Linked DNA regions of Homo sapiens: region 2 is linked to region 1. A link is an interaction called in ENCODE POLR2A ChIA-PET data of the cell type or tissue named here. Cell type or tissue: MCF 10A. All regions are shown on one strand. Links, peaks and the distances in the headings refer to the core of each region. The heading gives the core; the rest is flanking DNA.

Region 1 (17,316 bases), core at 8,178-10,677:
AAATGTATTTCATGCACACTTGGTCATCCCCTTCAAATAAATCAATTTCTATAACATATAAACTATATCTTTGTTCATCCGAAGGTTAGCATCAAATATGGGAAACAAAGAAAGAAGCAATCCTCATTAGATTTAGGAACAAGAAAAGGAGGAGTGCTTTCATCACTTTTTTCCCACATAGTCTTGGAGGAACCAAAGTAAACATATATTAGAAATATAAATTTTCAAGAAGAAGAGACAAAATTACCTTATTTTTCAGGAGTTGTGATTATTCACCTGAAGAAAATAAAGGAATCAACTGAAAACTCATTTCAAACAATAATTCACAAGATGGATGCGTGTACCAAATTAACACAAAAATTATTAACCTTCCTACATACAAACAAAAATCACTGGAAGATATATTTGAAGAGAAGGCAACAATTAAAAAACAAATGAAAAGGAGAAAATATCGACAAATAATATTTAAAAGAAAAGTAGTAATATCTGCATAATAAGATGTTTATAAAACTATTGAGGAAGAAAGGAAAAAGAAAACCCGAACAAAACAAAACAAAAAGGCCTACCAAGTTTTTGGACTAGAGGGTGCAAAATCATAAAGCATTTCCTCAAATTAATACATATATTCTATAAAATTTAAATTCAAACGCCAACAGTTGAAAGGAGGGAGAAGAAGACTAGATAAGCCAATCTAGAATTCAAATGGAAAATAAACAAGAATCATCAGGACAAGTCAGAGGAAAATTTCAAAAGTTATAGGGCAAGAGTGGACTAGCTATACACATTATTCAAATAGCACATATATTAGTTTCCTATGGCTTCTGTAACAAATTACCACAAACTCGAACCATACCAATTTATTAGCTTATAGTTCTGGAGGTCAGGAGTCCGAAATGGGCCTCGTTGGGCTAATGTCAAGGTGCAGGCAGGGGTGTGTTCCTTTGTGGAGGATCTGAAGGAGAATCTGATGCTTCACCTCTTCCATCTCCTAAAGGCCATTGTTTTCCTTGGCTCACGGCCTCATCCCATCGTCTTTGAAGCCAGCAATGTTTCATTTCTCTAAAATTTTTCTGTAGTCATGCTTCCCTCTTACTCTAAACACAGATGGAAATGTGTCTCTGATTTTATGTCCACATGATTAGATTTTGCCCATCCAGATAATCTAAGAAAATCCCTCCATCTCAAGGTTTCAAGTTTAATCACATCTGCAAAATCCCTTTTGCTATGTAAAGAAACACATTTATAGGTACCAGGGATTAGGATGTGGACATCTTGGGGGTGGAGGGATGAGGGGAAGGACTTTATTCTGCCTACTTCATCATGATTCTGATTCATGTATAGACAGAACAATGAAATATAATAGAAAATATCATAGAAATATTAAAGAAAGTCTAGAATAGACTACAGCAAACATACGGTGTTAATCTATTATAAATGCCATTTTATATCAGTGGCAAAATTGCTTATTCAACACTTATTGAAATAACTGTATTAGAATTGGAAATGAAGTAAATTGGATACCACCGTATGGCACTACAACAAAATTAATTCCAGATGGATCAAAGATTTAAATGTAAAGAAATGAAACCATAACAAAATTAGTATAAACTGTGGAGGAATATTTTATAACCTTTGAGTGAGGAAACCATAAAAGAAGATATTGATAAATTCAACTACATAAAAATTTTAAAATATGCATGGTAATAGAATACCATAAACTAAATCAAAACATAAACCAAGAACTGTATATTTTTTAACTTCAACTCATTTCATTGCATAAGGTTAATATCCTTAATATATAAAGAACTCCTATGAATCAATAAAAAAGAACCCAACAGAAAACTGGACAGAAGTTGCATATAAACAGTTCAAAGAACAGAAATTCAAATTGCTCTTAAACACAAGAAAATATGTTCAACCTCACTCATAAGCAAAGAGATGAAAATCCACCCTGAGATACCTTTTTTTGTAACCTAGCAGATGGACAATGATAACTCTGATAACACATTATGTTAATCATGGTATGCATACACAATACTGGAGTAGATGTCAATTGATAAATTCTCTGAGAGGAGCAATTTACTCAAACTAAAAATGCACATACACTTTGATAAAGCAACTCTATTTCTATGAATTTATGTGCTAAATATATAATGGGCAAAATAGAATGTGTACATGGCAAATAGAATGTGTCAGTATTGTTATAGCAAAAGATTGAACATAAACAAAATGCCCAATAGGTTCTTGGTTAATTATAATAATCCACATATTCAGATACTCTGGAATACTCTTCAGCTCTCCAAAGAATAAAGTAGCTTCTTCATACTGATATAAATGGATCACCTAGATAAATTTTAACTTTACCAAAATGCAGAATAGCAGACAGGGCAAGCTAACATTTGTGTCAAATTACAGACCAGATGCCAAGGCCAAGTAGGAATAATTTTTAAATTATATGTTTTCCTCTTTTTGCCTTGAATCATCAAAGGTTGATTACAAGTAAATTTCTGATATTAAATGTCAATGTTATAAATCATCTTTTAGGCATGGTAATAGGATATCAAGCGTAAGCCAGCAGGATTTTGCATGGGGAGTTCCCCCCTTTCCTTCCACCTTTCCCTAGCAAATATTCTGGGAAACGAGGCACATTTTTTCCTGAATTAAGTATGCTTCACTGTGACCTCATTCTCTCTTCATTCATCAGACACCCCAAACTTGACCCGCAACCCAAACTGCATTCTTTTCCCGTTGGACCTTAAAGTTTCAGGAAACTGATATTTTAGCCACACACACAAAAAAGCCTTCAATCTAAAGATTAGTTTTTACATGTTCTCTAAATAGTTTTGCAAAATCACTTGGCAAAGTGTCTGAGAATGGTTATAGGTTGTTATCCTACCTGCCTTAATTTTCAAAGATGCTATACATTATGAATAACTGGAAAGGAAGAGTTTCTGCAGTTTATGGGTACATCTGTTTTCAAAACCTATTTTCCAGAATGATTGTTGACTCCTTAGTATCTGTTCTTTTCCTTTGCTTATTAGATATCCTGCATCAGAATAATGATTCAGCAAAGTAATACAGCTACAGACTGTCTTTCATTCTTGATCTGGCTGATCCTCATATCTTTGTCTACCAGGAAATATAATCATTAAAATGAACGTCCTGGAACATGGATAAAGAATGACACTTTTCCCGGAGATACAGGCTTTATACCAGGGCAACCCACACATTTTGTTACTTGGCTTTCTTTTCCATACAAGGCACAGTGGACACCAATCTTTGTGGCCCTATAACTCATGATGGCTTCCTCCTTCTCTGGGAATAATCCCATACACAGATAATGTGTTTATAAGACTTAATAGATTCTGCTCCTCTATGGCAAGAGGAACAGATTCTATAAGATTCTTTATAAGATTAAAGAATCTATTTATAAGAGTCTGCTCCTCTTGCCATAGAGATACATTGATGGACAACCCAACTGGACTAATCAGCCCTTTCCCCATATTTTTGTCTAGAAGTAAAGGAAGAGAGGCAGCCTCTCTGTGGGAGTTGGAAACACAGGATGCAAGACCCAGGAGCAGCTGCCTGCCTGCTATGGTTTCTGCTACACAGAGAAAGCTTATTTGCAGTAGGCAGTATTTAAGGCAACAACATAGAGACAAGCAGAAAAAAAGACACATGAAAGGGAGGCCTAAGGGCTTTGACATCTTGGTTCCAGTGGACCCTGGGTCTCACTACGTCCTTGTCTTTGCCATAATTATGTGAAATATTCCAATAATTATTCTCTAAATGATCCACTTGGCCTAAGCTAGTAGGTGGAGTTGGGTTTCTCTGAGTTCCAACCAAAACAGTTCTGACTAACACACCTTGCTTACATGACAATATCCACCTGCTCAGACATCCCTCCCTACACATATGTGCCCTGGGTTTGAATCCTTGGCCCCACTATTTAAGAGCTGTGTGACCTTGGGACAGTTAGGTAAACCTCTTTAGCCTCAATTTACTCATCTCTTTGATGGAGGTAATGATAGAATCCATCTCAAAGGATTATTACGGAGTTTCAATGAGTGAATAAATGAAAATTTGCTTATAATAGTGCCTGAAACACAGTAAGTGGTCAAAAAGTTAGCTATTCTTGTTATCATATATCATTATACCTATATATATGTAAAATATATTATAAATATATTGTAAAATATATTGCCAAAATATATTGCCACATAATCTAGTAATATGTTTAGAGCAATAATGAAACTTTTTTGTATGCTTTTTATATGCCAGACAGTGCTGATATAATCATTTCATTTAATGCTCACAAAACCTATGAGGTAGAAAGCATTATTATCCCCACATTACTAAGAATAAAATCACATACATAATTTTTTCAGTCTTACAGCTAGAAATTAGCAGGATCAGTCATTGGAGCTATGCCTTTGACTTCAAAACCTATGTTCTCTTTTTTTTTTTTTTTTTCCTAACCTTTTCTGAGTGTTGCTGGGGTGGGTGTAATATATGAGTAATAAAAAATGTACAAAATCTAAATGTTCCACCAAATGAATTTTCACAAAGTGCCCTCCACATAACCACCACTCAGGCCAGATGCCCCTCAAAGTCTCCTCTCAGTCTCTCTCTCTTGCCCTCTTCCCTGAAAAAATCACTCTTACGATGACTTGAACTGAGTCAAATTAGCTAATAAAGAACTACATTTCCCAGAATTCCATTATGATTCCAGTTAAGGTTGGTTGCAAGAGAAATTGGCTCAGGATTTGGAAGGCAGGAATAAAACAGTAGCCGTTCAGCTATGAAAGTCACTGCAAGACACCAGGTACAGCTCCAGCTCATGCACATTGATACTGCTGGCTCCCCACATTGGCCTGGGACAGCAGCCTGGCCTCATCTCCTTCAGTTCCCACCAAACCTCCTCCTTCAGCTGCTCCCAGCGCTAGCCCAGGTGTCTGTGCAGCTCCATGGCAAAGGGTGTAGCAACTTCTGCAGGTCACCAGCACCATCAAGGTCAGAAACAGTGAGAGAAAAATACAAGTAACAGGTTGCCCTCATGGGCTCCCGGTCTTGAGGCCATGCAATAGTATAAGTCTGTGAGATTCATATTGTTGCAAGTAACTGTAGTTTGTTTTTTTTTTCTCTGCCATTTCATATATTGTATGAATGGAGTACAATTAATTTACCAGTTTTAGTGCTGATTGTTAATTGGGGTGTCTCTAGGGTAGGTTTATTGTGAATACTACTACTCAGAATATTTTTATACCTATTTATTAGTGCATATAGCAAACATTTCTGTTGAGTATGTAACTAAGAATGGCATTGCTGGGCCATAGGGTATCCATATGTTTAACTTTAATAGAAAATAATAAGCCATTTCCTAAAGTCTGTATGCCATTTTCCACTCCCACCAGTAGTACATGCATTGCAAATATTTTATCCTACACTGTAGTTTGCTTTTACACTCTTTTTAGGGGAGTCTGTAAATGAATAGAAGTTCGTCATATTAAAGTGATCCAATTTATCAATCTTTTCCTCTACAGTTAGTGCTTTTTCAATTCTGTTTAATAAATCTTTCTCTACCCCCTAAGACATGAAGAAATTGTCCTATATTATCTTTTGGAAGCTTTATTGTTTTGCCTTTCACACACAGATTTGTAAGTTACCTGGAATTAATTTTCATGTCCAATATGAGGCAGGGGTTCAGTTTCATTTATTCCAAATGGTCATAAAATTGATCTACCACCACTCACTGAAAAGTTGATCTTTGTCAAAAATTAAGTCATAAATGAATAAATCTGTCTCTATGAATAAATCAGTCTGTGCCTTCTACTCTGCTCCATTTATTTCTCTCTCATGGCATCATTACCACACTGTGTAAATTATTCTAGCTTTAGAATGTGTCTTTATAACCAGTAAAACAAGTTCTACTACCTTATTCATCTTCTTCAAGAGCAACTTAGCTATTCTTGGCTAAGTTTTAGATGGTTTTTCCATCTAAATATGAAAATCAGCTTATCAATTTATACCAAAAAAACCTGTAAGGAATTGTAACTGAGATTGACTCTATAGACCAATTGGGAGAAATAACTGACATCTTAAAAATGGTGAGTCTTTTGATGCATTCTTTAAATGTTCTCAATTATGGTTTATAATTTTCTGTGTAGACATCTTAAACATCATTTCACCAATGAACAAAGTTTGAGGAGAATCAAGGTATTTTCATAGTCTCAAAATATCTCCCCTAAGATATCTACCAATGACAAAGGGAAAAATAGGAAATTTTTACAGCAGGGAAACCTGGCAGACACCACTGTAACTAAGTGATCAAGCTTACCATCATCAGTAATAAGTTGTATCAACATCAGGCACCTCCTGATATGATGCAGTATCACATCTGTAATACATTCTCGCCAAAAATGCATAACCCCATGGAATCATGAGAAAACATCAGACAAATCAAATTGAAAGACATCCTACAAAATACCTGACCACTAATCATCAAAAGTGTCAAGTTTATAAATGACAAGCAAAAACTGAAGAACTGCCACAGATTGGATGAGACTAAGGAGATGCAAAAACTAAATGCAATATGGGAATCCTGGATTGGATCCCAGAGATGAAAAGAACATTAGAGATCAAACTGGCAAAATTCTAATAATGGTTGTGGCTTAGTTAACAGTATTGTCCAATGTTAATCTACTTGTTTTAAAAAACTGTATTATGGTTATGCAAGTTGTCAACTTTAGGAAAAGATAAATAAAGAGTATGTGTAAATTTCTACGTCAGTTTTGCGACTTTTCTGTGAGTTTGAAATTATTTCAAGATTTTAAAAGAAAGGGAAAATAAAGTCATACTGGCTCATGAAATAATTGGAATCTTCTTTGCTCTTTTTATATTCTCTAGAGAAGTTTACACAAGATCAACAGGATTTCTGCCTTGATGTTTGGTAGAATTCATCAGCAAAACTATCTGGATTAGAGTTTTTTGTGGGATAATTTTAAATTATGAGTTCTATTTAACTAATAATTATAAAGGATAAGATTTTTCTAATTTTTCTCATGACTATGTTTACTTTGCCTAGGAACCTATTCATCTATCCATTTTATTTAATTTTCAAATTTGCTGGCATAAAGATTTCTGTAATACCTTATTTTTTTGTATTGGCTATAGGATCTGTAGTGATGTCATCTTTTTTCATGTCTGATACCAACTATTTTGCCTTCTTTTTCCCATTCATTCCTGCCATGGCTTTATCAATTTTATTAGTCTTTTCAAATAAAGAAATTTTAACTTTTTAGAAGCTCCTTATTTTGTTTTTTCTTTTACTGATTTATTTTCTTTTATTTATAATTTTATTTTTCCTATTTTTTTGGTTTTAATTTATGATTATTTTATTAACTTCAAGAAATAGAAGGCCACTGGTTTTCAGCCTTTTTTGTTTTCTAATGTATTTATTTTAGGCAGTAAGTTCCCTCTAAGTGAACTTTAGCTGCATCCCTCAATAGTTGATGGCACGTTTTCATTATTATTTAGTTTAAAAATGCTTCCTGGGCCAGGCAAGGTAGCTCAAGCCTGTAATCCCAGCACTTTAGGAGGCCAAGGCGGGAAGATCACTTGAGGTCAGGAGTTCAAGACCAGCCTGGCCAATATGGCGAAACCCCGTCTCTACTAAAAATACAAAAATTACCCGGGCATGGTGGTGTGTGCCTGTAATCCCAGCTACTCAGAAGGCTGAGGCAGGTGAATCGCTGGAACCCAGGAGGCAAAAGTTTCAGTGAGCTGAGATCGCGCCATTGTACTCCAGCCTGGGTGACAGAGTGAGACTCGGTCTCAAAAATACAAAACATGTAAATAAATAAATAAAAGTGCTTACTGCCTCAGGAACCCACATGCTCACCTCTGCAGCACATTCCTTCTCCTCTTTCCACTTCTGAAATGCTTCCTTCATCTTTGGAATTTATAATGTAAAAGAATTTTGCTAGACATAGGAAGGACACGAAAAGGTCTCTGCCCTCAAGAATGTTTTTGAAGAGGTAAGATGTATGAACAAGATCCAAAAAATCAATACACTTGAAATATGGTGAATGACATGAGTAGTACAATTTTTTAAAATCCTGACTACAGTGTTTGGGCAAAATTTCATGCAGAATGTGGATTTTAACTGAACTTGTACTTACGGAAAGGACTTAGGTGGTGGGAGGAAAGGGATAAGGGAAACTAGGATGAGCAGAGACCTAGTGGGTGGAAAGTTCAAAGAGCTGTTTGGGGAAACAATGAGTCAGTGTGGCTCACTGAAGAATTTGTGTGATGAAATGGGAGAACTGCAGTTAAAAAATAGTTCTGTCTTATATATCATAGTAATATTGGGTAAATGAATTTGATTTCATCTTGTAGAGAATAGAGAGCCATTTTAAAATTTAGATTGGCAATTGATACAAACAAATGACTGGGTACATGGCTCACTCACACCTGCAATCCCAGCACTTTGGGAGACCAAGGCAGGAGGATTGCTTGAGCCTGGAAGCTCAAGACCAGCCTGGGCAACATAGTAAGACCTCATTTCTGCAAAATACACAAAAATTAGATGGGTGTGGTGGCAGGTACTAGTGGTCCCAGATACTCAAGAGGCTGAGATGGGAGGATCACTTGAGCCCAGGAGGCAGAGGTTGCAGTGAGCCATGATGGTGCCAGTGCATTCCAGCCTGGGCAACAGAGCCAGACCCTATCTCCAAAAAAAAAAAAAAAGAAAGAAAGAAAGAGAAAGAGAGAGATGAAAGAAAAAGAGAGAGAGGGGAAGGAGGGAAGGAGGGAAGGAAGGAAGGAAGGAAGGAAGGAAGGAAGGAAGGAAGGAAGGAAGGAAGGAAAGTATTGTAGGAATACTGATCAGGAGGCTCAAGTTGGATAAATTGAAAAGAACAGAAGCTAAAAGCAAGAAACCAAGCACATGTTCTAAGGTCTTTACTGGCGTAAGAATAGGAGGAATTAAAAAGACAACAGGATAACCTGTGGAGAGGGTTGGTTGGGGGGCATCTCATTGACCCTTTGGGATCAATCCCAAAGAAGATTGACTTTAGTGAATAAGGACACAAGTACTTCTCTTACCACATCAAAGAAATGATGCATTTGCTATCAGGCTAAAAAGAGCAGTAGCAGTATAGAGAGCCTTTATCCTATGTTTAGATGCTTTCCTTACTTTTTTTTTTTTTTTTTGGAGAAACCACTTTCTTGTATTTTGGGGTGGTGTTTCTGCTTTTCAACATGTATGTGGGGAATTGTTGCAATTTTCACTTTGTCGATTACATTGGCCAAGAGATATTGTACTGCATTTCAACCTGATGCCTTCCACATTTGTATAGATCACAAACCCCATAGTTCAGGAATGAGCCAAAAACATGCCACATCTGCATGATGCTAAAGGTCATTCCCTTGAAATGCATCATACCAAATGGAATCTTATTTCTTGCCAAAAACGTTGTGGGTGTCTGTCACAACATTTATCTTCCTTCCATCAACAGCAGCAGCAGCAACATCATAATATTTCATGTTCAACCTTGGATGACATCAGAGAAACTCTTTAGCTCGTGTCTATGGGTTTTCACCATACAACCAGAACCTCAAGGCTCCTGTTCTCACATTCCCCATCTCCTCATCATCACAGATCAAGGTTCACTTTCTTTGTAAACTTTCCCTTTAACCCCACTCACTAACAAAATCACTGACTTAACTCTCACTACAACAAAATTATATATTTACAAATGTCTATTTCTCTTGCATTGGTTGGCTTTTGTCTTTTCCATTAGATTATAGACTATGAACTGTGAGTACTGCCAAAAATGTCTCAGACTAACCCGCTACCATTCTTTGATGATACGTGATTATATATGAATTTATCTTTTTTCTTCATAACTTTATTCTCTTTCTCCCAAACCCACCCATGCATCATTTTCATGGGCTAATGTAATCAGAACCACTCCTGGCATTTAGGCTAGAAAACACTGACAATGATGAGGAAAGCAAGTATCCTTTAAACATTTATCTTTTCCGTTGTTATGCTATAGTCCCCTGAAGCTGCCTGCAAAAGCCACAATATTCTTACGGCAGATGGTGTCACTCATGAAAATTCTGGTGTCTATGCCAAGAAAACTTATTATAAGAAAGAAACGGCTGGGCGCGGTGGCTCATGCCTGTAATCCCAACACTTTGGAAGGCCGAGGCGGGCGGATCACAGGTCAGGAGATCTAGACCATCCTGGCTAACACGGTGAAACCCTGTCTCTACTAAAAATACAAAAAAAAAAAAAAAAAAAAAAAATCAGCCGGGCATGGTGGTGGGCGCCTGTATTCCCAGCTATTCGGGAGGCTGAGGCAGGAGAATGGCGTGAACCTGGGAGGCGGAGCTTGCAGTGAGCTGAGATTGCGCCACTGCACTCCAGCCTGGGCGACAGAGCAAGACTCCGCCTCAAAAAAAAAAAAAAAAAGAAACAAACAAACAAACAAACAAACGTATTTTCCCACTCCTCTGGTTTCTACGAGGAAGAATTTTCCCCTAAGCACTTCTGGCTTCTCAGCCTACCCCTTACTTTTCACCACAGAAATAGAGTGAATTACCTGATTTGATGAATCTGGGAGAGGAACTGGACACTCACACTTCAGCATCTTCTTATCATCCTCTTCCTCTTGGGAGCCAGCCATCTGCAGGGTGAACGTGCTCCTCCGTGCTAGAAGTTTTCCAGGGCAGGCCCCACAGACAGCAGCCTGCAGAAGTGCAGCACTGCCCAAGGCCAGGTGGGTCAGTCTCAGTCCAAGTATTTTGTATAAGTAAAGATGCCCATTTTCACTGCACACCCAAGCTTCTAACAGCTGGCATCTTGGTTTCTATCTGACCTATTGTTTGTCTTTGTCATAAAATTACTCAGAAAAGGAGAGTGTTTACTGAGTCCCTCTCCAGCGGCAACAGTGCTACCAGACATTTGGCTGGCATTGGCAGGAGTTAGTAAGCTCCTAAGGCAATGCTGCTCTCTGAATGTGGGCAGGAGGACATCCATTTCCTCCCTGAAAGCCGTGCTGCAGTTAATATTCACAATGGTCACTGTGGTCCCCTATGCTCCTGTCTCTAATAAACCTCCAGGTTCCTCTCATCCTATTGCCCTGTGGCCTGAGGCTACAAACCAATCTCAAGGAACACATAGCATCTCAGTGATCAAGTGACACCTTCCTTCTTAGGGGTAGAGGTTTGTGTTGCTGTATCCGCTTTGCTGTAGGTACAGCTGGCCCTCTGTTTCCCCAGGTTCCATATCTGCAGGTCAAAAATATTTGGAAAAAAAATACAAATAGAAAAGCGATATAGTATAACAACTATTTACATAGCATTTACATGGTGTTAGACATTATAAGTAATCGAGAGATGATTTAAAGTATACTGGAAGGGTTGGGCATGGTGGCTCATGCCTGTAATCCCAGCACTTTGGGAGGCTGAGGTGGGCAAATCACTTGAGGCCAGGAGTTCAAGACCAGCCTGGGCAACATGGAGAAATCCTGTCTCTACTAAAAATACAAAAATTAGCTGGGCGTGGTTGTGCATGCCTGTAGTCTCAGCTACTTGGGTGGCTGAGGCATGAGAATCACTTGAGCCGAAGAGGCGGAGGTTGAAGTGAACCAAGATTGAGCCACTGTGCTCCAGCCTGGGCAACAGAGTGAGATTCTGTCTCAAAAAAAAAAAAAAAAAAAACATATGGGAGGATGTGCATAGGTTATATGCAAATACTATGCCATTTTATATAGGGGGCTTGAGCATTCAGGGATTTTTGTATCTATGGGGCCCTGGAACCAATCCTCCATGGATACCAAGGGATGACTGTAGTTTCCAGCAGGGAGATCATCACAATGGCATGTTTTTTATGTTTCAGAGGAAAGCATCTTCTAGTCTATGAATGTACACTCTGGAGCTGCTCTGGATATTGGCAATGTTGCTACCAATCTAGAAATCAGGAACCTAAAGACCCTTTTCTAACACACTGGCCTAGGGTAAGTCAACTGAGTGTGGTCAGAGTCTATCTCAACATGGAGCATTGCAGCCCCAGCGCCTCACTTCTGAGTGACCCAGAGAGCCCAGAACAAGTGGTAAAAGTAGACACAAGTGAAATCTCCTTTAACTAGTTCTTTGCTCTCACCTCCCACCCTCACCCACCTCGTTCTCAGGCCTTTCTTTCTTCTATGCCCAGACCTGTCTAATGTATGCGAAAATAGAATCTCCCAACTTTTTCTCACTGAGACCAACTGAGCTTATTATATAATTTCAGCTCTTGTTCCAAGAAAACCAAGATCAATCTAAAAAAGCAGTCATCTGAACTTGGCAGACATTCGTGTGGGAAAGTCTTTAAGCAAAAACAAATTTGTTGACGTACTGGGACAAGAAACTCAGAGAACAGATAACATGTTCCATGAGCCAACTCTGTCCTCGCTTCAGATTCACTCTTTTCTCAGCCAACAGTCCTTGTTCCACTCTATGGAAGATGCCAACTCATCAGTTTGTCATGATTAGGCCAGATGCCCTCACCAAGGGTCCCAAGGAATACCAAACGGTCATTCCTTAGGCCCTTTGGTTAGGGAGACAATCACTAAGTTCAGAAACCTTAGGCTGTAGTGCATGAAAAAAACACCTGACCAACAAAAGGAGTGAAGAAAGGTATTAAAAACAAAGAGTTGCGCTGAGATGGCTTTTGTGCTTCTAGTCTATGTCAATCAATTAATTTCCTCTGGCCACGCTCCCCTCCTCTTCAAGACTATATGGAGAGGGGTCCTTCTGTCTTTATTACAGTTAGTGACAACATGACAAAACCTACTGAATTCAGCTTCAAAATTGAAATATAAATAAATATTAGGGTTCCCCAAGGAAGGAAGTTGCTTTTCCTTTCCCAAGCAAGAAGTGGAGGAGATGGGGAGAAGATGGTTCTGGGGAACATCAAAACAGCTGCAGCTCCTTAGGCAAGGGGAAATACTAGTTAGGGACAGCCTCGCATCAAGGAAAGAGATACTAAGAAACTGGTCTTATAAAGGACCAAAGCAACTGGAAAGAAAGTACATCACTTTATACCCAGTGGAAAACACTGGAGGTTCATGGTGACCCAGGTGGATTGATTTATTATTCAAAAGGTAATAGCTGTCTAGGATTTGTGCCTGTGTCCACCTCTTCTTCCTCTGTGGTTTCTTCGTGAGCAAGGGCTTTAAAATAGCATGTGAGAGTCAGAAAAGAAGATGCCAGAATGTCAAATAACTCCCAAGTACCATGCTGAACATTTTTGGTGTTCTGGGTTTTCTTGAGTTGTTTCTTTCAGGAGTTACAAGAGTGGAACAAATGGGCAGCCACTGAGAGGCTCAGCCTTGCTCACTCACTACTTTCTGAGCAAGGCAATTCTCTTACTTCTCAGAACCCCCTCTCTGATAAAAATCAATAATAAAGTGTATACCCTGTCCAAGCAGAAACTTTTATTTCCCAGGGGCTCAAAGCATTTCCCAATCACCAATCCTCTAATCCACAATTCCAATCAGCATTTAGCCAATAGGCTAAATTTATCTTCTAAATATCAACATCTATGTTCAAATCAAGAATGGATCCAATCAGCAGGTAGAGGAATTAGAACATGCAAGTCAGTGTCCTACCAATATAATCCAGAGCCATCATGTCAGTGCTGCTAAAAATGGTATTAGCTAATTAGGTGACCACCATTAATGCAAGTCATGATGCAACGTAACTGAAGGTGTTGTTGCCCTAATGACCCAAGTCACAGTTTATGGCCATACCACTCTCAACAAGTCTGATCTCCTCTAATGAACCATGCCATTTATCTGAACGTGAACTCGGAGATATTTAATTATATTTTTATGCCCTGTAAAATAGGCAGGACCCAGAAGGCTGATATTGTTTTCTGTTTCTCACATAATAGTAATAACCTTTGTTTTTTGTGAGTAAACTAGTTGCTCCAAAGAGAAACTCACCCACAACAATTAGTTCCCTGAGATCTTTTCACAAAGTCCAGGACCCAGTAGATCCATCCAGTGGCGTTTACAGCCTGAAACTACCATTTTCCTCACAATGGCATGGTCCAGCTCATTGACAATAACAAATTGCTAACTGTAGAAAAATTTTTCTGGAATTTTATAGAATTCAAAGGAAACAACTGCATTTTTTCAGAAATTTACCACAACTGAAACAAGGCCAAGTTTATAAAAATTCCTCAACTGTAATCTCCTCCACAAAATCCCAATGCTGGAAAGAACCTTGAAGTCATCTAGTTCACACATATCCTTCAGAAAAGAAAAGATCAAAAGGACTTGAAATTAAAAAAAAATTTAAAAAACCACTCTGGATTCCTGTCCTATTTCAGCCACTAATTCATTTGACCCAGAACGCATTACATCATCTCCCTCAAATTCACTGTCTTCATATGTATGATGATAGCTTTAAACCAGATCATGTCTAAAGTTCCATCCAACTTGAAAATCCATGATTATATGAAACCAGACTACAAGTGGCCCTTGAATAACATGGGTTTGAACTGTGTGCATCCACTTATAAGCAGATTTTTTTAAATAAATATACTGGAAAAATTTTTGCAGATTTGTGACAATTTCAAAAAACTCACAGACAAAAAGCAGAGCTTAGAAATATCAAAAAGATTAAGAAAAAAGGTACGTCACAAATGCACAAAATATATGTAGATATTAGTTTATCACTTACTACCATAAAATATATACGAATTTATTATAAAATGTTAAAACTTACCAAAACTTAGGTACACAAACACTCTACATGGCACCATTCACATAAATATAAAGATGTAGTATTAAATCATAACTGCATAAAGCTAACCATGCTACACACTGTACTACTGTAATAATTTCATAGCCACCTCCTGTTGCTGTTGAGATGAGCTCAAGTGTTGCAAGTATCCACTTAAAACCCTGTGTGACACTAATCATCTTTGCGTGAACAGTTCATCTCTCCAGTATACTGCGTTACCACAGTAAAAAGTGATCTCTCAAAGTTCTAGGTATCTTTCATTGTGTTTAGTGCAATATTGTAAACCTTGAATAATACCATGGGATCCATATGTAGTGCCACTAGCCATGCTGGAAATGCTCCCAAGAACAGAGAAAAGTCATAACATTACAAGAAAAGTCATAACATTACAAGAAAACGTTGAACTGCTTGATATATTACTGTAGAATGAGGTCTGCCGCTGCACTTGCCCACCATCTCAGACAGACAATTCGTCTTGTAAACAGATGATGTAAACTTACTACTGTGATTACTACAGTACAGTACCGTAACTGTATTTTATCTTCCTTATGATTTTCTTTCTTTCTTTTTTTTTGAGACGGAGTCTTGCTCTGTTGCCAGGCTGCAGTGCAGTGGCGCGATCTCGGCTCACTGCAACCTCCGCTTCCCGGGTTCAAGCAATACTCCGGCATCAGCCTCCCAAGTAGCTGGGACTACAGGCAAGCACCACCACGCCCAGTTAATTTTTGTGCTTTTAGTAGAGACGGGGTTTCACCATGTTGGCCAGAATGGTCTAGATCTCTTGACCTCGTGATTCGCCCGCCTCGGCCTCCCAAAGTGCTGGGATTACAGGCGTGAGCCACCGTGCCCGGCCCTTATGATTTTCTTAATAACATTTTCTATTCTGTAGCTTACTTTATTGTAAGAATACAGTATATAATACCTATACAAAATATATGTTAATCGACTGTTTATGTTATTAGCAAGGCTTCTGGTCAACAGTAGGCTATCAGTAGTTAATTTCTGAAGGAGTCAAAAGTTATACGTGGATTTTCAACTGCGTGGGGGGTCAGCACCAAAATCTTAAGTTGTTCAGGGGTCAACTAACTGTACTTTGAAAACTGAATAGGAAGAAAGAGCCTACATTTTTCCTTACAGAGAAATGCCAAGACTTTTGTTAACTTTCAAACTGGAGGAATGCTAACTGTCATAGCTGAGATCTGGGAAAATTTTAACTTATGCCAAAGTCAAGCTTCTACATAATTATTTTTAAAGTGAGGATAATTTTTCTACTTGAGACAACCTAGCACAGTGACAGAATAAGAAGATAGAAAATGTGTCACTATTTACTCTTGCTGAATGTAAATCCATAACTTAACTGAAGAGTAGGTGAAATGCATTACCTTCCCAGGGAAGAACTCAAATCTCTTTCCTGAGAATCATTCCCTTTCTGCAAGAATTCTATGAAAGAATTATATACAATAGAATAAAAGCTTATTATTTATTTACTAAATCAAAGTTGCCTGGATCATTATTACACATTTATCAGAAAAAGTCATAAATTTTCTGCTTAGAGATTTTACACTTAGCCGGGCGCGGTGGCTCACGCCTGTAATCCCAGCACTTTCGGAGGCTGAGGTGGGCAGATCACAAGGTCAGGAGTTCCAGACCAGCCTGGCCAATATGGTGAAACCCCATCTCTACTATAAATATAAAAATTAGCCGGGCATGGTGGCGCGTGCCTGTAGTCCCAGCTACTCAGGAGGCTGAGGCAGGAGAATTGCTTGAACCCAGGAGGCGGAGGTTGCAGTAAGCCGAGATCGCGCCACTGTACTCTAGCCGGGGCAACAGAGTGAGACGCTGTCTCAAAAAAAAAAAAAAAAGAGATTTTACACTTTATAATAGAATTAAAATACTCAGAATTGGAATAACTCTAAAAATGAATACAAGTAATTTAAAGGAAAATATGTACTGGATTTAGTCAATAAAGTAGTATAAAAATATACAAGCTACAGGTAGGTGCTGTAGTTTAAAATTAAGCATCTTGGTATTTGTTAATTGTGTCCTTGGAAGGCATCTTTTATATCAGCCTGACTAAAATGATCTACCACCCTTTGCTCTCTCTTTAAACAAATACAGTGAGTTTACTTCCTCACACTTTGATACAAATTTCTCTATTCCGGTGAATATGGATGTCTATTTTTTCTTTCTTGGTAAGCAGAAAGAAGTCTGAATCACAATTCAAAATGCAATTTTAGTTTAAGTCGAAAATGGGGGGACTACTAATTATATGGGCAATAGTATTATGATGTGCTAAGAATGCCATCAAAACTTCTGTCTGCATATATATTATATATGCATATATTTGTGCATTAATTATATAATAGAAATAACATATACTGTGTGTTATCTATTATCTATTTTCTATCATCTCCACTTTAACTTAAGACATAAGTACAGATTAATTAATAACCCTTAGCAAATTAATTAAAATGGGAATTCTTTTCACGAAGTCACATATATCTAAAGTTGTAA
Region 2 (9,528 bases), core at 131-2,630, 120 kb after region 1:
CACATTAACAGAATGAAAGACAAAAACCACATGATCATCTCAATATATGCAGAAACAGCATTTGATAAAATTCAACATCCTTTCATGATAAATTCTTAATAATTTAGGTATAGAAGGAATATACCTCAACACAATAAATGTCATATGTGACAAATCCACAGCTAAAATCATACTCGATGGTAAACATTGAAAGATTTTCCTCCAAGATCAGGAACAAGACAATGATGCCAGCTCTCACCACTCCTATTTTATAGTACTGGAAGTTCTAGCTAGAGGAATTAGGCAAGAGAAACAAATAAAAGGCATCAAGATTGGGAAGGAAGAAGTTAAATTGTCCCTCTTTGCAAATGAAATGATCTTATATACAGAAAACCCTAAAGATTCCACCAAAAAGGCCAGGCACAGTGGTTCACGCCTGTAATCCCAGCACTGCGAGAGGCTGAGGTGGGTGGATCACCTGAGGTCAGGAGTTCAAGACCAGCCTGGCCAACATGGTGAAACCCCATCTCCACTAAAAATAGAAAAAAAGTAGCCAGGCATGGTGGCTCACGCCTGTAATCCCAGCTACTCAGGAGGCTGAGGCAGGAGAATTGCTTGAACCTGGGAGGTAGAGGCTGCAGTGAGCCAAGATCACATCACTGCACTCCAACCTGGGCAATGGAGTGAGACTTCATTAAAAATAAAAAAAAATTCTACCAAAAATCTCTTAGAACTAATAAATACAGAAAAGTTTTGGAATATAAAATCAACATACAAAAATCAATAGCACTTTTATACACTAATTACAAGCTGTGCAAAAAGACACCACAAAAACAGCCCCATTTACAATAGCTAGAAAAAACAAATAAAATGTTTGGGAACAAATTTAACTTATGAAGTAAAACAGCTGTACAGTAAAAACTACAAAATATAGATGAAAGAAACTGGAGAAGACACAAACAAATGGAAAGATATCCCATGCTCATGAATTAGAAGATTCAATATTGTAAAATGTCCATACTACCCAAAGCAATCTACAGATTCAATGCAATTCCTATTCAAAATTCCATGGGCATTTTTCACAGAATTAGAAAAAATTCTAAAATTTATATGGAACCACAAAAGATCTGAATAGTCAAGGCAATCTTGAGCAAAAAGAACAAAGCTAGAAGCATCACACTACCTGACTTTGAAATATACTGCAAAGTTATCACAATCAAAAAAGCATGATACTAGAATAAAAACACACACATAGACCAATGGAACAGATTAGAGAGCTCAGAAATAAAGCCACACATTTATGGTCAATTGATTTTTAGTGATGATGCAAAGAATACACAATAGGGAAAGGAGGGTCTCTTCAATAAATGGTGTTGAGAGAACTGATATTCACATGCAGAAGAATGAAATTGAACCCTTGTCTCACACTAGATACAAAAAACTTGAAATGGATTAAAGACTTAAATGTGAAGCTGTAAAACTACTAGGAGAAAATGTAAGGGAAAAATTCCATGACATTAGTCTTGGCAATGATTTTTTTTTCTATAAACCCAAAAGCACAGGCAATGAAATCAAAAATAGACAAATGGGGTTACTCCAAACTACATAGCTTCTGCACAACAAAGAAATAATCAACAGAGAAAGGAGACAACCTATAAAATTGAAGAAAATATTCGCAAACTGTACATCTAATAAGGGGTTAGTATCCAAAATATATAAGGAACTCAAACAACTCATTAGCCAGAAAACAAATTACCTGGTTTTTAAAAGGGCAAAGGACTTGAATAGACATTTATTAAAAGAAGACATTCAAATAACCAAGTATATGAAAAAACACTCAACATCACTAATCCTCAGGGAAATGCAAATTAAAACTACAATGAGATACCACTTCACACCTGTTAGAACGGCTATTACCAAAAAGACAAAAGATAAAAACTCTTAATGAGGATATGGAAAAAGGAGAACCCTTCCACAACATTAGTGGGAATGTAAAATGAAAAACAATATGTGACCCCTCAAAAAATTAAAAATAGAATTACCATATAATCCAAAAGTCCTATTACTGGATATATAGCCAAAGGAAATGAAATCAATATGTGGAAGAGATATATGCACTCTCATGATTACTGTAGAATTATTCACAATAGCCAAGATCTGGAATCAACCTAAGTGTTCATCAACAAATGAATGGATAAAGAAAATGTGGTATATATACACAATGAAATACTATTAAGCCATGAAAAAGAAGGAAATCCTGTTACTTGCAACAACATGGATTAATCTGGAGGACATTATGTTAAGTGAAATAAGCCAGACACAGAATGATATCACTTTCTGAAAGACAAATACTGCATGATCTCAGAGCTTGACTCCACATGGGCTCTTTAATAATGATAGCTGTTAGTGAAGAAAACAGAAAGAGCATAAGAACTATACAAGAGGATAGACATGAATATGTTAAACTCACATGAAAAATAACTCTGCTGTTTGTTGCTTGGAATACTCATCCAGAAGATATACACAGAATAAGAACATAGATGGAATAAAATGTGGACTTTAAATTTTTGCTGTTTTCAGTTTTCCCCATTGAGAATTCCCTGCATTGGCCACCTGTCTCTTACCACTGCAAAGGACAAGAAGGTATCTCCTTCAGCTGACAAGAGAGACTCACCAAGTGACAGAAGCTTTCCCATGGAGGAACAGTCCCATGGGATTCTCCAAGTAAGATAACAGGGAATCACTAAGAATTTCCTAACTTATGTGGGCAAATGTATTATCAAGGCTACTTTGCTTATTCTAAATCAGTTTTACTCCAGCATAGGCTATTAAAAAAAAAGACTTTTCCAAGACAACATTACACAAATACTCACAGAAAAAATCTGAAGGATCTAAAAAACATAAAGATCCTTTTCAGAACACTAATGGGCTCCAAGACAGTCAGGCATGAGGCCTTTAAAGACCATCACTGAAATGAAATTTCACTGATGAGTACATTCCAAAAAACAGACTGAGACCTGTTTTGTTTCTTCTCTTTTTGAAATGACTTTGAAGTGAATAAACATATCAATGACCTATATATAATTAATTGGTGTCTGGATCTTTTTTGTAAGAGACTTGGGTTGAGTATCCAAAGGCATGTGTGCTCTAAGGGCAAAAATCTCAGAACATTTTGGCTACATTTAACAGGGGGCAATGACTGCAAGAAGGGAGAAAAGGGTCCATGTTCCAGGCTTGCTCTTAATACTATGCAAAGAGCCTGGGGCAAAAGAAAGGGATGGAGGAATACTTACCAGGCAAATGGAAAGCAGAGAAAATCAGGCGTTGCAATCCTAGTCTCTGATAAAACAGACTTTAAACCAACAAAGATCAAAAGAGACAAAGAAGGGCATTACATAATGGTAAAGGGATCAATGCAACAAGAAGAGCTAACTATCCTAAATATATATGCACCCAATACAGGAGCACCCAGATTCATAAAGCAAGTTCTTAGAGACCTACAAGAAACTTAGACTCCCACACAATAATAGTGGGAGACTTTAACACCCCAATGTCAATATTAGACAGATCAACAAGACAGAAAATTAACAAGGATATTCAGGACTTGAACTCGGCTCTGGACCAAGTGGGCTTAATAGACAGCTACAGAACTCTCCACCCCAAATCAACAGAATATGCATTCTTCTCAGTACCACACTGCACTTATTCTAAAATCAACCACATAATTGGAAGCAAAACACTCCTCAGCAAATGCAAAAGAACGGAAATAACAGTCTCTTAGACCACAGTGCAATCAAATTAGAACTCAGTATTAAGAAACTCACACAAAACCACACAACTACATGGAAACCGAACAACCTGCTCCTGAATGACTACTGGGTAAATAACAAAATTAAGACAGAAATAAATAAGTTATTTGAAACCAATGAGAACAAAGATACAATGTACAAGAATATTTGGGACACATTTAAAGCAGTGTTTAGAGGGAAATTTATAGCACTAAATGCCCACAGGGAAAAGCAGGAAAGATCTAAAATCAACACCCTTACATCACAATTAAAAGAACTACAGAAGCAAGAGCAAACAAATTCAAAAGCTAGCAGAAGACAAGAAATAACTAAGATCAGAGCAGAACTGAAGGAGATAGAGACATGAAAAATCCTTCAAAAAATCAATGAATCCAGGAGGTGGTTTTTTGAAAATATTAACAAAATAGATAGACCACTAGCCAGACTAATAAAGAAGAAAAGAGAGAAGACTCAAATAGACACAATAAAAAATAATAAAGGGGATATCACCACTGATCCCACAGAAATACAAACTACCATCTGAAAATACTATAAACACCTCTACACAAATAAACTAGAAAATCTAGAAGAAATGGATAAATTCCTGAACACATACACCCTCCCAAGACTAAACCAGGAAGAAGTCAAATCCCTGAATAGACCAATAACAAGTTCTGAAACTGAGGCAGTAATTAATAGCCTACCAACCAAAAAAAGCCCAGGACCAGAAAGATTCACAGCCAAATTCTACCAGAAGTACAAAGAGGAGCTGGTACCATTCCCTCTGTTACTATTCCAAACAATAGAAAAAGAGGGAAATCTCCCTAACTCATTTTATGAGGCCAGCATCATCCTGATACCAAAACCTGCCAGAGACACACACACATGCAAAAAAAAAAAAAATTCAGGTCAATATCTCTGATGAACATCGATGAGAAAATCCTCAATAAAAAATACTGGCAAACCAAATGCAGCAGCAAATCAAAAAGCTTATCCACCATGATCCAGTCTGCTTCATATCTGGGATGAAAGGCTGGTTCAACATATGCAAATCAATAAATGTAATCCATCACATAAACAGAACCAATGACAAAAACCACTTGATTATCTCAATAGATGTAGTAAAGGCCTTCAATAAAATTCAACACCCCTTCATTCTAAAAACACTCAATAAACTAGCTATCGATGGAACATATCTCAAAATGGTAAGAGCTATTTATGACAAACCCACAGCCAATATCAGACTGAATGAGCAAAAGCTGGAAACATGCCTTTTGAAAACCAGCACAAAGCAAGGATGCCCTCTCTCATCACTCCTATTCAACATAGTATTGGAAGTTCTGGCCAGGGCAATCAGGCAAGAGAAAGAAATAAAGCGTATTCAAATAGGAAGAGAGGAAGTCAAATTGTCTCTGTTTGCAGATGACATGATTGTATATTTAGAAAATCCCATCGTCTCAGCCCAAAATCTCCTTAAGCTGATAAGCAACTTCAGCAAAGTCTCAGGATACATGTGAAAAAAATCACAATCATTCCTGTACACCAAAAATAGACAGAGAGCCAAATCACGAGTGAACTCCCATTCACAATTGCTACAAAGAGAATAAAATACCGTGGAATACGACTTACAAGGGACGTGAAGGACCTCTTCAAGGAGAACAACAAGCCACTGCTCAAGGAATAAGAGAGGACACAAACAAATGGAAAAACATTCCATGCTCATGGTTAAGAAGAATCAATATCAGGAAAATGGCCATACTGCCCAAAATAATTTATGGATTCAATGCTATCTCTAGCAAGCTACCATTGACTTTCTTCACAGATTTAGAAAAACTTCTTTGAATTTCATATGGAACCAAACAAGAGCCCGTATAGCCAAGACAATCCTAAGCAAAAAGAACAAAGCTGGAGGCATCATGCTACCTGACTTCAAACTATACTACAAGGCTACAGTAACCAAAACAGCATGGTACTGGTACCAAAATAGATATATAGGCCAATGGAACAGAACAGAGGCCTCAGAAATAATGCCACACATCTACAACCATTGGATCTTTGACAAAACTGACACAAACAAGCAATGGGGAAAGGATTCCCTATTTAATAAATGGTGTTGGGAAAACTGGCTAGCCATGTGCAGAAAACTGAAACTGGACCCCTTCCTTACATCCTATACAAAATTTAACTCAAATGGATTAAAGACTTAACATAAGACCTAAAACCATAAAAACCCTAGAAGAACACCTAGGCAATACCATTCAGGACATAGGCATGGTCAAAGACTTCATGACTAAGACACCAAAAGCAATGGCAACAAAAGACAAAATTGACAAATGGGATCTAATTAAACTAAAGAGCTTCTGCACAGCAAAAGAAACTATCATCAGAGTGAACAGGCAACCTACAAAATGGGAGAAAATTTTTTCAATCTATCCATCTGACAAAGGGCTAATATCCAGAATCTATAATGAACTTAAACAAATTTACAAGAAAAAAACAACCCCATCAAAAAGTGGGCAAAGGATATGAACAGACGCTTCTCAAAAGAACACATTTATGCAGCCAAGAAACATGAAAAAAAAATTATCATCACTGGTCATTAGAGAAATGCAAATCAAAACCACAATAAGATACGATCTCACACCAGTTAGAATGGCAATCATTAAAAAGTCAGGAAACAATAGATGCTGGAAAGACTGTGGAGAAATAGAAACGCTTTTACACTGTTGGTGGGAATGTAAATTAGTTCAACCATTGTGGAAGACAGTGTGGCGTTTCCTCAAGGATCTAGAACCAGAAATACCATTTCACCCAGCAATCCCATTACTGGGTATATACCCAAAGGATTATGAATCATTATACTATAAAGACACATGCACACTTATGTTTATCGCAACACTATTCACAATAGCAAAGACTTGGAACCAACCCAAATGCCCATCAATGATAGACTGGATAAAGAAAATGTGGCACATAAACACCATGGAATACTATGCAGCCATAAAAAAGGATGAGTTCATGTCCTTGCAGACAACATGGATGAAGCTGGAAACCATCATTCTCAGCAAACACAGGAACAGAAAACCAAACACAACATGTTCTCACTCATAAGTGGGAGTTGAACAATGAGAACACATGGACACAGGGAGGGGAACATCACACACCGGGGCCTGTCAAGGGGTGGGGGCATATGGGAGGGATAGTATTAGGAGAAATACCTAATGTAGATGACATTGGTTGATGGGTGCAGCAAACCACCATGGCACATGTATACCTATGTAACAAACCTGAATGTTCTGCATACGTATCCCAAAACCTAAAGTATAATAAAAAAGAAAAAAATGCCCAAATACCCATCAATGATAGACTGGACAAGGAAAACGTGGCACATATACACCATGGAATACTACATAGCCACAAAAAAAGATGAGTTCATGTCCTTTGCAGGGACATGGATGAAGCTGGAAACCATCATTCTCAGCAAACTAACACAGGAACTGAAAACCAAACACCACATGTTCTCACTCATAAGTGGGAATTGAACAATGTGAACACATGGACACAGGATTGGAACATCACACACCAGGGCCTGTCAGGGGGTTGGGGGCAAGGGGAGGGAGAGCATTAGGACAAATACCTAATGCATGTGGGGCTTAAAACCTAGATGACAGGTTGACAGGTGCAGCAAACCACCATGGCACATGTATACACCTATGTAGCAAACCTTTATGTTCTGCACATGTATCCCAGAACTTAAAGTTAAATAAATAAAAAAGAGCCTGGGGGATCTCCTCAGGATCCAAGAAAGGACACCTCTCTGTCTGAAATGCAGAATGACAGTGATAGAAAAAACTACAGAAATGGTCTTCACTGACAAGCCCAATAGAGAATTCTTATCTTCAACAATTCTGACAGGTAGAATCCAGCTTCATTTTTACTACATCTGGGAATTGGGAGCTCCTTGCCACTTAGTGCAGACCATTTCCATATTTGAATAGTTAAATGTTCTGGAAAGCCTTTTGAAACTTGAGCCAAAGCCAGGTGCTGAGCTATAATCCTAGCTTTCCAGGCGTCAGAGGTTTCCATCTTGGGGGTGCAGAGGAACATATGATAAAATTAGGATGACCACCCATTCTGGTTTGTCATGGACTGTTCTGGTTTTAGCATGAAAGTCCTGTGTCTCAGGAAGCCCTATAATAAATAGGTCACAGGGCTAGAAATCACAGGGTTTCTAGTCACAGGACCTGAGTTACAGTCCCAGCTCTACCATTTAATCTGTTGTGTAGCTTTAGGCAAATCAATTAGTCAATCTAAGCCTCAGTTTATTCATCTATATGAGGATAATAATACCCATCTTACAGAGTTGATGTAAGGATTAAATAAGTAATATATAAGAAGATTTCAGCAGAGAGCCTTGTACACAGTGGAGACTTTTAAATGCTAGCAGATACATCTATAATGAGTATACTTTAACATATAGTGACCACAATTTCCCTTCCTTACAATTTCCAGTCATAAAGTTTCTCCCATCCTTTGAAATACTGCAGAACATATCTGATTCCTCTTCCAAATGAACACTCTTCAAATAGCTGAGGGCTGTGGCATGCTCCATACCACCCACTTTCCACTCCAAATCTATACCAGACTGGTCTCCTCTTTTCCAGACTAAATATCTCTAGTACTTTGACCATCGTTCAGATGACATGATTTCCAGAATTTTGTCCCTCTTATTAACCTTTTTGTAGATCTGTCATTTGTAAAGTGCAGGCCAAGAACTGAGCACAACTTCCTTGATGTTATCTGACCAGCACAAGGACATTTGGATGATTATCTCGTTCCTTCTGGACTCTCTATTTCCATCACATGACCTCAGGTCACATTAGCATTTTGGCAGCCTTAACCCAGTTGGCTTATGTTAAGCTGACAGTCAGCTAACACTCCTGAGCCTTTCTCTTGCTCTTATAAACTATTAAACAAAGTCTCCCTTGGTCTGGTTTCAGCTGATCCTTTAAACACAAAAGTTAGAGTCTAAATTTATCCCTATTAATTGTATCATGCTGGTTGCAGCCTATCCTTCAAGGTTGTTGAGATTTTTATGGCTCCTTAGCCTGTCAGCCAACATGTTAGCTGTTTTTCTCAGTTTTGTTTCATCTTTAAATTTGATAAGAATGCTTCAAACTGTTGATTTAAAATACTGAACAATTTAGGGCCAAGAACCGAACCATTTAAAAGTTTCATAAAGGTTAAGTCTGGTTAATATTAATAACTATTACCATTTGTTCAGTAATTGCTCTGAGCCAGATACTGAGTTAGATGCATTGGGAACATTATCTCATTTGATTGCAGAACTCTTCAAGATAAATATGATTGTCCTCTTCTTACAAATGATAAAACTACACTTATACACTGTTGGTGAGAGTGCAAATTAGTTCAACCACTGTGGAAAACAGTGTGGTGATTCCTCAAAGAGCTAAAGACAGAAATACCATTCGACCCAGCAATCCCATTACTGGGTATATATCCAAAGCAATATAAATCATTCCATACTAAAGACACATGCACATATGTGTTCACTGCAGCACTATTCACAATAACAAAGACATGGAATCAACCCAAATGCCCATCAATTATAGACTGGATAAAGAAAATGTGGTACATATACACCATGGAGTACTATACAGCCATAAAAACAAATGAGATCATGTCCTTTGTAGGAACATGGGTGGAGCTGGAGGCCACTTTCCTTAGCAAAGTAATGCAG

What was found. ChIA-PET counts read pairs that join two places held together with the same protein. Peaks named below come from ENCODE experiments on the same cell type or tissue, not always from the same donor. Only the 100,000 strongest peaks of a DNase experiment are listed, where the experiment ranks them.
Region 2: POLR2A ChIA-PET joins it to region 1 with 5 read pairs; 2 of 35 experiments call an interaction of 5 or more read pairs at or near these places.

Annotation. Positions count from the first base shown.
Region 1 is chr18:22,629,711-22,647,026 of GRCh38, forward strand. No RefSeq gene overlaps it. Among named protein-coding and RNA genes, the nearest start is that of CTAGE1, 220 kb to the left of the region's middle. In MCF 10A, for the core only: no CTCF peak of the experiment used is centred there; DNase peaks (open chromatin) are centred at 8,271 and 9,481.
Region 2 is chr18:22,757,430-22,766,957 of GRCh38, forward strand. All of the region lies in intron 3 of RBBP8-AS1 (RBBP8 antisense RNA 1), which reads right to left. Among named protein-coding and RNA genes, the nearest start is that of RBBP8, 170 kb to the right of the region's middle. In MCF 10A, for the core only: no CTCF peak of the experiment used is centred there; no DNase peak of the experiment used is centred there.